5 separate regions of the Homo sapiens genome follow, and all the other regions are linked to region 1. Evidence: chromatin contacts called from ENCODE Hi-C or POLR2A ChIA-PET data. All regions are on one chromosome and are shown on one strand. The core of a region is the stretch at or near the end of the contact, and the rest is flanking DNA. Distances in the headings are between cores, read along the strand shown. Region 1 holds the start of FICD (FIC domain protein adenylyltransferase). Region 2 overlaps ABTB3 (ankyrin repeat and BTB domain containing 3). Region 3 holds the start of TMEM263-DT (TMEM263 divergent transcript). Region 4 holds the start of MTERF2 (mitochondrial transcription termination factor 2). Region 5 holds the start of MMAB (metabolism of cobalamin associated B).

The links. Hi-C counts contacts between places; a loop is a spot of excess contacts on that map. ChIA-PET counts read pairs that join two places held with the same protein, here RNA polymerase II (POLR2A). Pooled maps may share reads with other maps.
Region 2: a map of CD8-positive, alpha-beta T cell shows a loop between it and region 1 (7-fold over the local background). The contact joins the enhancer-like site here to the promoter of FICD in region 1. A Hi-C loop is called at or near these places in 1 of 168 maps with a recorded cell type or tissue (CD8-positive, alpha-beta T cell) and 2 of 50 pooled maps. POLR2A ChIA-PET finds 5 or more read pairs at or near these places in 1 of 52 experiments (Panc1).
Region 3: a map of CD4-positive, alpha-beta T cell shows a loop between it and region 1 (4-fold over the local background). The contact joins the promoter of TMEM263-DT here to the promoter of FICD in region 1. A Hi-C loop is called at or near these places in 2 of 168 maps with a recorded cell type or tissue (CD4-positive, alpha-beta T cell and naive thymus-derived CD4-positive, alpha-beta T cell) and 8 of 50 pooled maps.
Region 4: a map of naive thymus-derived CD4-positive, alpha-beta T cell shows a loop between it and region 1 (5-fold over the local background). The contact joins the promoter of MTERF2 here to the promoter of FICD in region 1. A Hi-C loop is called at or near these places in 1 of 168 maps with a recorded cell type or tissue (naive thymus-derived CD4-positive, alpha-beta T cell) and 8 of 50 pooled maps. POLR2A ChIA-PET finds 5 or more read pairs at or near these places in 1 of 52 experiments (activated CD4-positive, alpha-beta T cell).
Region 5: a map of ascending aorta shows a loop between it and region 1 (5-fold over the local background). The contact joins the promoter of MMAB here to the promoter of FICD in region 1. A Hi-C loop is called at or near these places in 4 of 168 maps with a recorded cell type or tissue (CD4-positive, alpha-beta T cell, ascending aorta and naive thymus-derived CD4-positive, alpha-beta T cell) and 13 of 50 pooled maps. POLR2A ChIA-PET finds 5 or more read pairs at or near these places in 1 of 52 experiments (T-cell).

Annotation. Positions count from the first base shown.
Region 1 is chr12:108,513,991-108,516,764 of GRCh38, reverse strand. It overlaps FICD (FIC domain protein adenylyltransferase), which reads right to left and starts at 1,488. Exons shown (of 3, transcript NM_007076.3): 1 at 1,404-1,488. RefSeq lists enhancers at 1-54, 1,957-2,016.
Region 2 is chr12:107,367,153-107,370,049 of GRCh38, reverse strand. All of the region lies in intron 1 of ABTB3 (ankyrin repeat and BTB domain containing 3), which reads right to left. Among named protein-coding and RNA genes, the nearest start is that of ABTB3, 50 kb to the right of the region's middle. Within about 2 kb of position 1,354, at least 3 of the 41 ENCODE cell types and tissues checked have a DNase peak (open chromatin) inside an H3K27ac peak, as active enhancers do; they include CD8-positive, alpha-beta T cell, where a contact is called at or near this core.
Region 3 is chr12:106,953,923-106,956,765 of GRCh38, reverse strand. TMEM263-DT (TMEM263 divergent transcript) reads left to right here and starts at 1,271. Exons shown (of 1, transcript NR_185933.1): 1 at 1,271-2,843. TMEM263 (transmembrane protein 263) reads right to left here and starts at 859. Exons shown (of 4, transcript NM_152261.4): 1 at 701-859. RefSeq lists an enhancer at 901-1,195 and a silencer at 472-1,231.
Region 4 is chr12:106,985,843-106,988,678 of GRCh38, reverse strand. MTERF2 (mitochondrial transcription termination factor 2) reads left to right here and starts at 1,533. Exons shown (of 3, transcript NM_001033050.3): 1 at 1,533-1,710.
Region 5 is chr12:109,572,254-109,574,753 of GRCh38, reverse strand. MMAB (metabolism of cobalamin associated B) reads left to right here and starts at 1,250. Exons shown (of 9, transcript NM_052845.4): 1 at 1,250-1,407. The coding sequence starts at 1,274. MVK (mevalonate kinase) reads right to left here and starts at 960. Exons shown (of 11, transcript NM_000431.4): 1 at 881-960. RefSeq lists silencers at 720-949, 970-1,099 and enhancers at 859-1,358, 1,359-1,860.

The DNA.
Region 1 (2,774 bases), core at 239-2,738:
GGGCCAGCCTAGAAGGACTGGTGCCACCTCCTGGGCAGTATGAATGTGAAAACACTGCTGTGGTCCAACAATTAATGAGCACTTGCCATAATCCAGGCCGTGTGCTAAGCACCAAATGCCTCACATGGGTCACCTCCTGCAATCTTCAACGACTTGAGCTGATGTTTTCACCCTTCTCCAGGTGAGGGAACTGAGGTTCAGAGAGGTGAAGTCCCTTGCCGAAAGTCTCGCCGGGAGCAAGTGACAGCCTTAGGACTTGAACTCAGGAACCCCACGGCTCTAAAGTGTCCCCCCTTCCCATATATCCCTGTGGCTTCTGACCACAAACACTGGATTTGTGGACATATGTCAAACATTTGGGACATAAATGACTGACAGACACCCAGGCAGATCAGCCACAGCAGTTCTGACGCCCAATCTTTGATAAGCACAATTGTTGGGTGGCCTCATTTATTGCCCTCACCCTGATATTCAGCCACAGCTCCCACAGTGCCCTTCCCCTCTCTGGCCTTCCATTTCTGGCCTGTCCAGAAGGGACCCCATCAAGAAGATGAGCAGTTCGAGCATCTCGAAAGGAACTCAGGCTGTGGGCCACAGTGCTTGGCCTCAGTGACAACATGGCTTGTATGTGCTTGGGGCTGGCAGTGGGAGTGGAGGTGGGGCCAGGCATGCAAACACTATGCTAACAATAAGCACTTATTAAGCAACTATGGTGTCCTAGGTGCTGAGCAGTGTACTGGCCACGCATTGCCTCGTTTCACCCTCATGCCACCCTATGAAGGAAGAGCTACCGCTAGCTCCATTTTACAGACAAGGGAAACCAAGACACAGAGAGCATAAGTTAAATTCCAGAAGGCCCACAGGAGGTAAACAGAGGCATCCGGAAGGAAACCCCAGGGCCTCTGAACCCGGTCCCCAGGTCTCGATTTCTACCTTATTACTAAGCAGGGCCTGTGCACCTGCTCTGGGCTGGTCCTGACCCGGGAATGACTGATGGATCACGGGGTTCTGAGTCTCATGGGGATCCTGGCCCATTGCCACAGAACATGTGAAATGGCTTGGGGTGCGCTTTAATAGGGGTGCGCCTGGAGTGCTGCGCGGGTCCAGGGGTCTGGGCGGGCTTCCCGAGGGGACAGGCTCCTGGGCGGGGCGGTACAGGAAAGGGGGCAGTTCGCCGGTGCCAGGGGTGTGTGCAGGGAAGGAGTGCGTTCTGGGAGGCGCGAATCTCTCCCCCACACTTCCCTAGAAAGGGAGAACTGAGGCCCGGAGAGGGGAGGGGACCGGTCTGAGTCCCCTCCAAGACTGCAGAGCCTCCCTTCCCGAACCCCGCCCAGGGCTCGCGGCCCCGTCGCACCCTTCCCGGCTTCATCCTCTCGAGCCCCTAGGGCTTTTCCCCTTCTCACCGCGCGCAGCTGTCAGAACCCCAACCGCCTTCCCCGCGCTCCCAGCTCCGGGCCGCCGGCTCCCGGGTCCTCCTTCTCCGCCGGCCTCTGGCCCCGCCCCCGGCGACTTGCCATTGAACCGCCCGCAGCCCTCGTCGCGGCGGATTGGCTTTCCCCACTTGTCCTTCCCTCGCATTTCCGGGTTCCCGCGTCCGCGTCGGCTTCCCCGGGAAAGACGCGCCGTGGGCCACTCCCATTGGTTGTTGCTTGCGTTTGTCTCGTTCACGTAGCAGCCAATAAGCAGCGGGAGGGGCGGGGCCTAGGCCACAGGCAGGAGGAGCAGGTGCTGGAAACCCGATGGGCGTGCGGATTTGGGGCACACTAGGTGGCGGGCCCGGAAACTGGAAGTTCCACGGCGGTCTTTTCCTCGGGTCTCTTCGTCCCGGAGCCGCTGTCGTGTGCCTCATTTTTCCCGGTTGTGAAATGAAGATGCTGATGCTTTTCACCCCTTCACCCGGTTAGCCTGCTTGACTGCGCAGCCCCTGTTCTTAGCCTCCACCCCATGCTGCTGAGTTTGCCGCCTTCTTCTTCTTTACTCTTTTCCTCTCTGTGTCTTTTCCTCCCTGACTTAAACAACTTTTTTTTTTCTTATAAAATACAGGGTCTCGTTGTGTCGCCCAGGCTGGAGTGCGGTGGAGCAATTGCAGCTCACTGCAGCCTCCACCTCCTGGGCTCAAGCAATCCTCCCATCTCAGCCTCCCGAGTAGCTGGGACTACAGGTGCATGCCACCATGCCCGGCGAATTTTCTTTTCTTTTCTTTTCTTTCTTTCTTTCTTTTTTTTTCTCTCTCTCTGTCTTGCTTTCTTTCTTTTTTTTTGAGACGGAATCGCACTCTGTTGCCCAGGCTGGAGGGAAGTGGCACGATCTTGGCCCACTGCAACCTCCGCCTCCCAGGTTGAAGCGATTCTCCTGCCTCAGCCTCCCGAGTAGCTGGGATTACAGGCGCGCATCACCACGCCCGCCTAATTTGTGTATTTTTAGTAGAGATGGGGTTTCACCACGTTGGCCAGGCTGGTCTCGAACTCCTGACCTCAGAAGATTCGCCTGCCTCGGCCTCCCAAAGTGCTGGGATTACAGGCGTGAGCCATCGCGCCCGACCTATTTCTGATTTTTTATTTTCTTTAGAGACCGGGTCTCACTATGTCGCCCGGGCTGGTCTCGAACTCTTGACCTTAAGCTCTCCCTCCATCTCGGCTTCCCAAAGCGCTAAGATTACAGGCGCAAGCCACCCCCTCGGTTCTCCCTGACTTTTTAATTTGTATCCTCTCCAGAAGGACCTGGCTAGTTCTTTTGGCTTCCCAGAGAGAAATTTTTTCCTTGAAGCAGAGAAT
Region 2 (2,897 bases), core at 105-2,604, 1.1 Mb after region 1:
TAACTCTTACAGAATTCCTAGGCGATACATATCATCATCGCTGTTTAATAGATGTAGAAACGGAGGCTCAGAGAGGTTGAGGGAGTAGTTCAAGTTCACGTGGCTGTAAGTGGTGGAGCCAGGAACAAGCCTGGGTTCCTCTGACCCCAAGTTTAATGTTAGTTTCATTATGCCTCACCACCTCCCAGCATTACAGGAAATCATCAGGGCTCCCCTACTCAGAATACACCAGGCAAATTCTGCCAAACAAAACTCATTCTGTTTTATTTCTTGAACAATAAGGTGCAGAGAGCTCAGAAGAGAACAAAAGCTCAGAAAAAAAAAAAAAAAAAAAAAAAAAAACCATGTTTGGGCTGGGTATGGTGGCTCATGCCTGTAATCCCAGCACTTTGGGAGGCCAAGGAGGGTGGATCGTCTGAGGTCAGGAGTTCGAGACCAGCCTGACCAACATGGTGAAATCCTGTCTCTCTTAAAAATACAAAAAATTAGCTGGGTGTGGTGGTGGGTGCCTGTAATCCCAGCTACCCAGGAGGCTGGGGCAGGAGAATTGCTTGAACGTGGAAGGCAGAGGTTGCAGTGAGCCAAGATCACACCATTCACTCCAGCCGGGGTGACAAGAGCGAGACTCCATCTCAAAAAGAAAAAAAAAAAAAAAAACCCTTGTTTGAACCTGATTTATAATAAAGGTTGCATCTCATCTTGATGGGGAAAGGAATGGTTCTATAATGTCGAGAAAACTGGCTCACTAAATGAATTTGGATCCCTCTCAAACACAATATATGAAAGTAGACTCTAAGTGGATGAAAAACCTAAATGTGAAAGCAAAGTTACAAAGCTAACAGAAGAAAGTGAAACAATACCTTTGTGAACTTAGGGCATGGAAGGTCCTCTTAAATAAAATCCCCAAGGCACGAACCAAAAAGCAAAAAGAAAAAAAAGTTGGTAGATTTGATTACATCAAAATTAGGGCTTCTGTTCAACAAAAGACACTGTGAACAAAGTTAACAGAGAGGTGGCAGAGTGGAAAGTGATATTTACAATGTCTAAACCCAACAAAGAATTAACATCTAACTACATATGTAACTCCTATAAATCAATGAGAAAAGAAAGGAAATGCAATAGAAAAATGGTCTGTAGATATGAATAGGCAGGTCACAGAAGTGGAAACCAGAATAGTCAACAGGCAGATGAAAAGATGCTCAAATTCGTTAGTAATAAGATAAATGAAAATGAAAGTAACAATAGATTCCACATTATACTCAACAGATTTACAAAATTACAATGTTGAGTAATATTGATTGTTAAACAGGATATGGGTAAATGGGAACCCCTCCGCGCCACTGGTGGGGGTCTAGACTGGCATAGCAGTTCCAGAGACTCACCTGGTACTGATTATCGAAACCAAGTTTGTATAAACCCTGTGACCCGACCAACCCACTCCTGAGTATAGATACTTGCATGGGGTCCATATGGGAACAAGTGAAAGGAGATTGTTCCCATAATGACAACATTATTGTTCACGGTACTGGGGAATTGGATGCAACTAGTTGCCCATCATTAAAGAATGGATAGACACAAAATATGATGGGTGCCAACTATGTGATAGTCATTACACAGTTCACCAAATATTTCCAGTGTCTCCGTCTCTTAGATTCATAGTAGGCTTGCAGTTCCCACTGCTTTTAAAGTGGAGAATGGCCATGTGACTTGTTTTGGCCACTTCTGGGCAGGCTTTAAAAATCAGTGTGCTATTTGTCACCTTCTGGACAGAGCCTTTAAGAGCCAGTGTGTGATTTGCTACTTGCTCATCTCTCTGCCGTGTTGAATGGTGGAGGCTCCATCAGCCTACGTCTCCAAAGCAAAACTCTTATTAACGGGATGGATATGTAGTGGAGCCAAGCAGTAAACCTGCATAATTTTAAGCTGCTAAGATTTTTGTGCTATTACCGCTGCATAACTTAGCCTATCTTGATGGAGTTAACTGTGCAGCTGTTAGAAATAATAAGCTAGATGTACAACCAACATGGATAGATATTGAGAACATAGGTGAAAATGGAAAGATCAGGACAAGCTCCTTTGTGCAATATCGTTTCTATAAATCAATAACACACACACAGAAAGCAATTTTACATGTTTTATAAAGACATGTACCTGTTCAAGAGCATATATTAAACGCCTTGGATGAGTACCTACAGGGGAGTGGAGATTATAGACAAAAAAGTGAAGAACTAAAATGAGAGAGAGAGGCCGGGAGTGGTGGCTCACCCCTGTAATCCCAGCACTTTGGAAGGCCAAGGCAGGCAGATTGCCCGAGCTCAGGAGTTCGAGACTGCCCTGGGCAACATGGTAAAATCCCGTCTCTACTAAAATACAAAAAATTAGCCAGGGTGGTGCCGTTCGCCTATAGTCCCAGCTACTCGGAGGCTGAGGCACGAGAATCGCTTGAGCTGGGAGGAGGCAGAGGTTGCAGTGAGCCGAAACTGCGCCACTGCACTCCAGCTTGGGCTACAGAGTGAGACTCTGTCTAAAATAAATAAATACATAAAAATAATAAAAATAAAATATTAATAAAATGAGAGAGAGAGCCCTTGCATAATGATAAAATTTCCGTGAACTTCTGAGTATGAATAATTCAACCCTCTGTTGAATCCAAGATCCAAAACAAAAAGGAAAGAGGAAAAAGTGTAAATCATTTTTCTTGGTTGACTTCAGTATGCATTTTAAACTCTTCATGCCAATCAGTCAAGCACAGAGTTTCCTTTTCCTCACCAAATTTTAATCAACTTGGATGGGTTTTCACTTCACAATCTCTATGGTTACCACCCCCTTGGTATGAAGGTATAGGCTCATACCCATTCACAGCAGCTACTGCCAATCTTCCACCTCACTGTGATCCG
Region 3 (2,843 bases), core at 22-2,521, 1.6 Mb after region 1:
TCCAGAATTTCTATGTAAGAAGGGTTTAGGACAGGCGATCTGATTGGAAGTGGGAGCTGGGGGGTCGGTCTTGAAGCTGCGTGTGCAGAGCAGGCAGTTTTTATTTAGACTGGGAGGCAGTGACGGCACGGATGGGTGCTCCAGCCCTCCCTGTCACCCCTGGGCGCGGCCAGCACCCTCTCCATTCCCACTTTTACTTTAGGTTAGGCGTGGAGATACAGCCTTCCTACCCAGGAAGAGCTATGGGGGTGTCCACTGGGAAAAAGTCTTGTGTGCCTGAACCCAAAAGGGAGGTTTAGCAACAGGTCAGGAGTTGGCAGGGCGAGGAAGCCCGGTACCCAAGCCCCTCCGCTGCATCCCTCTCCCAGGCTGCTGATGCCCCTCACCTTCCTCCTCCGCCCCCAACCCCGAACCCCCAGATGCTAAGAAGTCAGGCGGAGGCTTTCCAGGGGTGCGCAAGCTCCAATCGCGGCGGGGCAGTCAGCGACGTATAAGGAGGAGTAGCCCCAGAAGCGAACCTCCATCCGCCCCCAACTTCGTCCCGCCCCTCCCCCTTTCCCGCTGGGGCCTCGCCAAGGCCCCGCTGGGCAGCCAGGCCGGGCACTGGGAGGTGAGGGGCAGGGGCGCCGACGGCAGAGGGCGACGGAGGAGGGCAGGAAGCCGGGACTGCGCCCCTGCCCTCGCATCCCGACTCACTCACCGCCGGGGTCGCGGCCAGCGCTAGGGCTGGGGCCGGGCGGAGTGAGCGGGCCGGCGCAGAGGAGAGCTGAGGCGGCCTGGGCGGCAGCGGCGGCCGGCACAACCCCGGGCAGTCGCGGCTCCAGAGGCGTCCTCTCAGGATGTGGAGCTGGAAGACTGTGGCGGCGGTGGTGGAGGCGGAGGCCTCTGGCTGCGGACGTGGCGCCCGACGCGACCCGCCCCCTCCGCCGCCTCCTCAGCTCCCGCCTCCTCCCGCGGCTCCAGTTCCGACGCGCACGCGCGCTCGTGCAGCCCGGGCCCCTCCCGCGCCCACCGGGCACACGCCCACCCGTTCTCGCAGGGTCCGGCCCTCCCAGCAGTCCCCAGCCGGCTGTGTCCCAATTGCGCACGCGCGACGCTCCGAGGCCCGCTCCCGCCCCTTCGCCCCCTGGACGCCTCCGTGGGAACCCCCGGCCGGCCTGCGCGCCCCTCCTCCGGGGGTCTCCCCGCCTTCTTCCCGCCACCATCCAATCAAATCGGGCGAGGGGCGCGAAGCCCGGGAGACGCGTAGGCCGCGGCCCCCAGGCCCGGTGTTTTGACGTCGGCGGTGCCCGCGTTCCGCGCCGAGTAACGGTCTTCGGAATTCAGAGCCTTCGCCTTAGGGAAGGTGGGACGGTCGCCAGTTTCTCCAGCACTTTCTTCGTCCAGGGACGTCAACCTCCCTTGCATGCTGTCCTCAGGGACTGACAGCGGGGCCTGCTCAGAAGTTCTCGTCGGGACTCTCTACAGGCCTTTGTGATTAAGTGCTAGGGGTGAGGAGAGACGTGGCTTATTTATGTGTTTTTCAGTTTGTTATGATTTTTTTTTTTTTAATTTTACTTCTCCCTGCCCTAGAATTGAGCTCCTTGAGAGTAAAAACCCGCCTGGGTCGCCATCACCCTAGGCTTGGTGCAGGGCCTGCCAGGCGCTCGAATTTGTTGAAGAGGTGGGTGTTCAGTATCGAAAGAGCCGCGGATTGTACATTAGAAAGCCTGGCTTTGCGCCGCGTCCTTGCCACTTGCTGACCAGGCCCCTCCACGTGGTCCCCGCCGGGGCAGCAGCTCTCCTCACCCGTCCAAAGGCACGGGGAGGCGCGTGGCGGCCCCGCCAGAGCTGAGCCCCCTGGGATGTGAGGCCGTCTCGCTCTGAGCTTCAGAGCAGGGTTGCAGGAGACACCTCAGAAGGTCGTTTTGAGGACGGGAGGAGATGAACTGCTCAAAGCCTGCTTAACTAGATAAATGGTATCGATTAACTTTTCTTTGACTCCCTTTCCACACCTATAAAATGAAGATGACGGGAAACTTGTCATACTTTTTTTGTGGTGGGTGGGAAAGGTCTTTATGAACTGTGAAGTCCTATGCAAACGTGAGATGTTTCCTTTCGCAATCTGATTAGCGAAGCAAAAACACGCGAGTCAAAAACATACACAGAAAGCAAAAAAAAAAAATTCACAAAATGGTTTATCAACTGCAGAATATTCAGGATGGTGGAACTGAATGGTAACTACTGACAACATAGCTCAGAAAGGACGTGCTAAAACATGCTGGATGAAGCTAACTTTGATCCAGGTCTTAAATGGAATGGACTATAGTTTATAGCTTCAACCTAATCATTAACTTATGAAATCAGAGAATTAAGGCCACTTAAGCCACTGTGCTCAGACTGTCAAGATATTTAGTTTCTCAAAGCAGAAAGAGGAAATTAAATACTCTTGTCAATTCAACATATGGGTTGGATGATTAGCAGGATCCGTGGATTGTTGTTTATCCAGTATGTGAAGAAACGGATATCCTCTGTTTTCTCGTTATTACACAAACTTCTATCCTTAATATGTGACCTTTCAAGGTTGAACTCTAGGTAAAATTATGAAGTGCACAATTACGTCTTGTTTCTTCTTCCCTTTGCACGTCGTTTTACAAGAGAATCTAATTATTATTAAAGTACAAATGACTGACAAGATTGTAGCCACTCCTGGGAGATTTTGCATTTTTACGGTTATTAAAAGCCATAACTCAAAGCAGCAGTTGAATCTGTTTCATAAACTAACTAAGATTTAAAAGAGCTCCTTTGGGAGGTCATGAGTTCATCAGAAACTTCTGGTGTAGGAGTTCAGCCTATAAAACAAA
Region 4 (2,836 bases), core at 284-2,783, 1.5 Mb after region 1:
TATGTATTGTAATTCCTTGCACAATTACGTGGAGCCCTAATACAAGCTTCCAGCACCCTGGTGCACATTTCTGCTCCCTCCCTCCTGACCAGTGATGGCAGCTTGCAGTTCTAAGTCCTGAGTTTACATTCCTTAACTTCCTTTTCTGTATCCTAATTTCCTTTTCCTAAGTGCAAATGACACACTTTGGTTAGTCTGGACCCCAAATCATTTTATTTCAGGAAAAAGTGTGCAATAAATCTATGCATAATAGAGTTTTTATATTCGGATAACTCAGGAGTTGCTGGACAAACACCCCCCAGCTGTACACATGAGTTGCTCAGATCATTCTAGAATATCCTAGAGATCAGAGGTGGGTGATCTTGAGGAGCCAGGATTCTTGCTGCTACTCAGTGGAGTTAAATGCACGTGTGAGCTCCTCTCAATATAGCCTGTTGAGCCTAAACTGCATAGTGAGACTAGACTCAAAGATTTAGTTAACATTTCCTGAGTTCCTACTGTGTGCCCAGCATTGTTGACAGAAAAAATAATCAGTAGCCTCAAGGAATTCACTCCACAGGGTGCGAGGGCAGTCTGTATGCCAGTGCCACCGACGGCAGAACTGTGCACAGTGTGCTACGAACACCTGACAGCAGACACCTCCAGCTGGGAAAACCAGTTTTCCTGACTCCAACTCCACACAAACAGAATCACCAGGCCCAGCTCAGGGCACCCTGTCCTCGATAACACTTAACTAGGTGTGATTAGTCACGTTATTAGTTGTTGATATCTCTGCCCTCCACTAGAATGTAAGCTCCATAAGGACAGGGAATGTGTTTTATTCCCCCTCTATTTTCTCATTGCTGTTTCAATATGCTTGGCACTTAGCAGGCCTGCCATAAATACTTGTTTTTTGGATGGATAAATGTGAAAATAAATGAGAGAGACATTCAGCCTGGCTTTAAGGAGAAATTAACGTGTTTAGTGTATGAGGTTGGGCATCACCGGTAATAATTAGAATGGAAACCACTTGGCAGTTTATCAGAAAAGGGGAGTATTTAGGTGAAGGTGGCAAGGAGGGAGAGAAAGGAGAATGGCTTTTAAAGACAGTCGCTAACTGCTGGGGTAGGGTGGGGGCGGGGAAGAGTTCAGATGTGTTTCAAAGAACTTTGGGGGTTTTTTAAACATTTCTTTTGTAAGTTGGTTCTTTACCTAACTGAATTATTTTGGGAACAGTGATTGGCTCTATCTTAAAGATATAGCGGTTTCTGTTACTTCTTTTTTTTCTTATATTTTCTAAGCGTCAAAGCTACTGGAACTCCGCTTCCTAAAATGCTGGGAAGGAAAGGGTGTGAAAATGCCAGATGCCCCCGCCAGCACAGGCTGGGCTGCCTGGAAAGCCGATTCCCACTCCGACTCGCCCTCGTGGTGCGGGGAGGGACGCGTAGTTGTGTCCCGCGCTCTGACTGGCTGCGTTGGGACGCGGGGGCGTGTCTTGGGGGGGCGGGGGTTGGCGGTCATCTCCCGAGCCCTGATTGGCCATGGGCGAAGGGACTGATGGCCTGGTTGGCGCTGCTGAGAACTGTCGGGAGCTTCTTGAGACCGAGGACCGAAATCCCGGCTCCAGGCCTCGGGGACTGCGGACTGTGGGGAGGCTGGCCGGAGAGAGAGGGAAGGACGGGGCCTGGCCCCCGGGACTCCCTGTGCCTTGCTTGGAGCTGACGCCGACGGGTGAGTCGCCCCCTTCCTCTGCTCCTGGGCGTGTTCCTCACCAGCGGCGCCGCAGCGGTCAGGGCCCGCAAAACCCCACGCCTCGCCAGACGCTCAGCTCAGCCTGCCGGGTTTCTCTGGAAAAGCGGAGGCCCCACAGTGAATGTGCGGCCTTTTGATCGGTCCTGGAGATCTTCCGTGGACCCTCGTTTTTCCTTGCTTATAAACGTTGGTCAATTTGAAACTGGCAGCAGGGCATATGTGTTACGAAAGAAGAACTTTATTGAAACCAGTGGTGGTGTAGAGAAGACCATACTAACCATAACTGTGTATTACAGAAGTGAATTTCACTCCCCAAAAATGCTTAAGAAACAAGCATCCTAGAACAGCCCACATTGTGATTTAACAAACATTTACCAAAAGCATTGCTATATGTGGGGGCACAGGGCTAAGAGCAGGCAGGACTCTGGAGCCAACCTGTGGGGTTTGAGTCCAAATTCTGCCGGTTTTTTGTTTTTTGTTTTTTTTTTTAGCTGAGTAACCTTGGGCAAGTTCCTTTACCTGCGTCTGTTTCCTCATTTTAAAATGAGTTGTTGTGATGATTTAATGATTTAGTATATGTGAAGAGTTTTCTGCATATTCTAAGTGATTTATGGTATTAACTCGTTTGATCTTTGCAGTCACCCAGGAGATAGTATCACCATTTTCCTGATGCCAAACTGAGGCTCAGAGAGGTGAAGTAACTTCTTCAAGTCACAACACAACTGTTGTCCAGGAATCAGGCAGTCTGGCTCTGCTAACCCAGTTTTACCCACTGCATTAATGTACCGCATCCACTTGTTCACTCAGTTTCACCTGACAAATACTAATTTTGTCTCTCTGTGGAACAAGTTCTTTGCTGGGTGCAGGGAATAAAGCAGAACACCGTTCAGTTCCTGCCTTCCCAACGCTTGTAAATCTAGTGCAGGTCATTCATGGCCGGGCTGCAGGGTGTCCATGAATCCTGCTAAAATCATTTGCGAAATGTTGTGAGCGTGGGTCTTTTCTTCTGGAAAGAGAGTCTGTGACTCTCAGGTTCTGAGTTGATCTGTGATCCAAACAGAGGTGTGAAGAAGTGTTGTTTTAGCAGATCTGTGCCTAGTATGCC
Region 5 (2,500 bases), core at 1-2,500, 1.1 Mb before region 1:
GAAGAGATCTTAGAACACCTAGTTCAAGCCCATCATAATAACAAAAAAGGTAGTTACCGTCCAGCACTTGCTACGTACCAGAAAGGCAATGCAGGAGTCAACTGGACACATCCAACAGATCTGGGTTCAAATGCCAGCTCTTCCACTCCCCAGTGATGTCATCTTAGTTAACTCACTTAAATGGCTAAGAACCTCGGTTTCCCCACACGTTATATGGAGAGAAAATAACCGTACCTACCTCGGTGGATGTTAGGAAGGTTAAATTAACGCAAGGGAAACACTTGGCGGTGTCTGGCACCTACTAATCATTCAATTACTGAGAGCTACTTATTACTGGCTCTGTTCTTCGTTTCAGCTTTTACAACTACTACTATTAAAGGTAGAAATTACATGAAATCATGGAGCAGAAAGAACTCTTTGCTGGACATTTAGGCTGTTTCCAATGTGTCACAATTATAAACAAGGCTGCAGAAAACACCCAGTACGCCTCGTTTTGCACACTTAAATGAGTATTTCTGCAGGACAGAGTCCTAGAAAGGAGCTTGCAGGGTCTATAGGTGTGTGCAATTTACACTTTTATACATAACGCAAAATTATCCTCCGCTTAAGGCTTTACGTAGATTACCTTACGCTAAGATTCAGGTGTACTATGAGCTAAGTACTATCGTGATCCCCATTTCTTAGAAAAACTGAGGCTCAGAGCGGGGAATCCCCTTGCTTGTCAAGCTCAAAATCACGACTGTCAGATTGAGGTCGCCGATCCCTCGGGGCAAGACTCTCAGAGCTGGGTAAACTGAGCCACAGAAGCTGGACGCCTGGCTCAGCGTCGTCCTGGGTCTAGGACCTCGCGCCGCCCGGCCGCCCGACCCCGGCCTCTCACCTGCCGCCGCCGCCGCCTCCCCGGCCGCCGCCCCTCCGCGCCGAAGCCGGAGCAGCTCCCCAACTCCCACAACCCAGAGCGCCCGTGCCTCAAGGGGAGGAGGCGTTGTACTTCAGGCCAGCCAATCAGAGCGCGCGAGCCCGGAGTACCTTTACCAATAGGCTTGAACATTGGTCAATAGGTGTTGCAGCCAAGCCGACACGGGTTTTCCCGCCCCGCTCCTTCCGTTAAACCAATGGGAAACAAGTCCCTGGGAGTGTCCCGCCCTGGGGTGAGAACTGCGAACCAATAAAAATTGAAACCTGAGCGGTGGCGCGGCCAGCTGTGGGTGGAGTCACCCCGCGGACTGGACGGGAACCTGGCGGGGTCAGGTCCCGTCAAGCAGCCTGGCTCATGGCTGTGTGCGGCCTGGGGAGCCGTCTTGGCCTGGGGAGCCGTCTTGGCCTGCGCGGGTGCTTCGGCGCCGCCAGGCTCCTGTATCCCCGTTTCCAGAGCCGCGGCCCTCAGGGCGTGGAAGACGGGGACAGGTGAGTGGCTGGCGGGAAGGGCAACTCGAACACCTGCCGTGAATCGTGGTGTCGTCGCCATGGGTACGTCACACCGCCGTGAGGTCACCGCGGCAACCGTCAGGTGACGTCTCCACGCTGTTCTGACGTCACCATGGCAACGTGGGCCACGTGGGCGCCAGAGACCAGGTAGTCTTTGCCTAAGTCCCAATGAAGTCCCGCTATCATCGGGCAGGGCAGGGCATATCCCATGTGGGCCAGGAGGGCTCTCGACTCAGATTGTGACCAATCTCCAAAGCAGTTTATTCCCCAGGTCCCAGATACACCAGCACCTTCTAAAGATGGCTTTCCTCATATTCCTTGAAACTTGCACCTCAACCCAGACCTCAGAACCTCTAGAGTACCGTGGATTAATAATGGATTAATTTAGTTCACAGATCCAGGAAATTAACCTTCGAATGGGCTTGTAATGTCACATTTTAATTTTGAGCTATGTCCTTGAGTTGTTTACATTGTTTTTTGAAAATGCCACTTTTTGAGCTGTATTTTGGCAATTCTTCATCTCTGAGTACACTCGAAGCCTCATACTATGGAAGTGGCTCAGGTTTCTTTTCCTGCAAGAGGCCCTGAGTTGGTGGAGTATAAGATAAAAATTTGGGTAGGATAGAGTTAAGAGTCCTAGCTACTTGGGAGGCTGAGGCAGAGGATCACTTGAGCTCAGGAGTTCAAGGCTGCAGTGAGCTATGATCATGCCACTGCACTGCATTCCAGCTTAGGCAACAGAGCAAGACCCTGTCTGTGAACAAAATAATCATAGGCCAGATACGGTGGCTCACGCCTGTAATCACAACACTTTGGGAGTTTGAGGCAGGAGTATTGCTTGAGCTCAGGAGTTCAAAACCAGCCTGAGCAACATGGTGAAACCCGTCTCTACCAAAAAAAAAAAAAAAAAAAAATTAGCTGGGTGTGGTGGTATACACCCGTGCTCCCAGCTGCTCGGGAGGCTGAGGTGGGAGGATTGTTTGAGCCTGGGAGGCAGAGGTTGCAGTGAGCCTAGATCGTGCAACTGCATTTCAGCCTGGGTGACAGAGTGAGACCCCATCTCAAAATAATA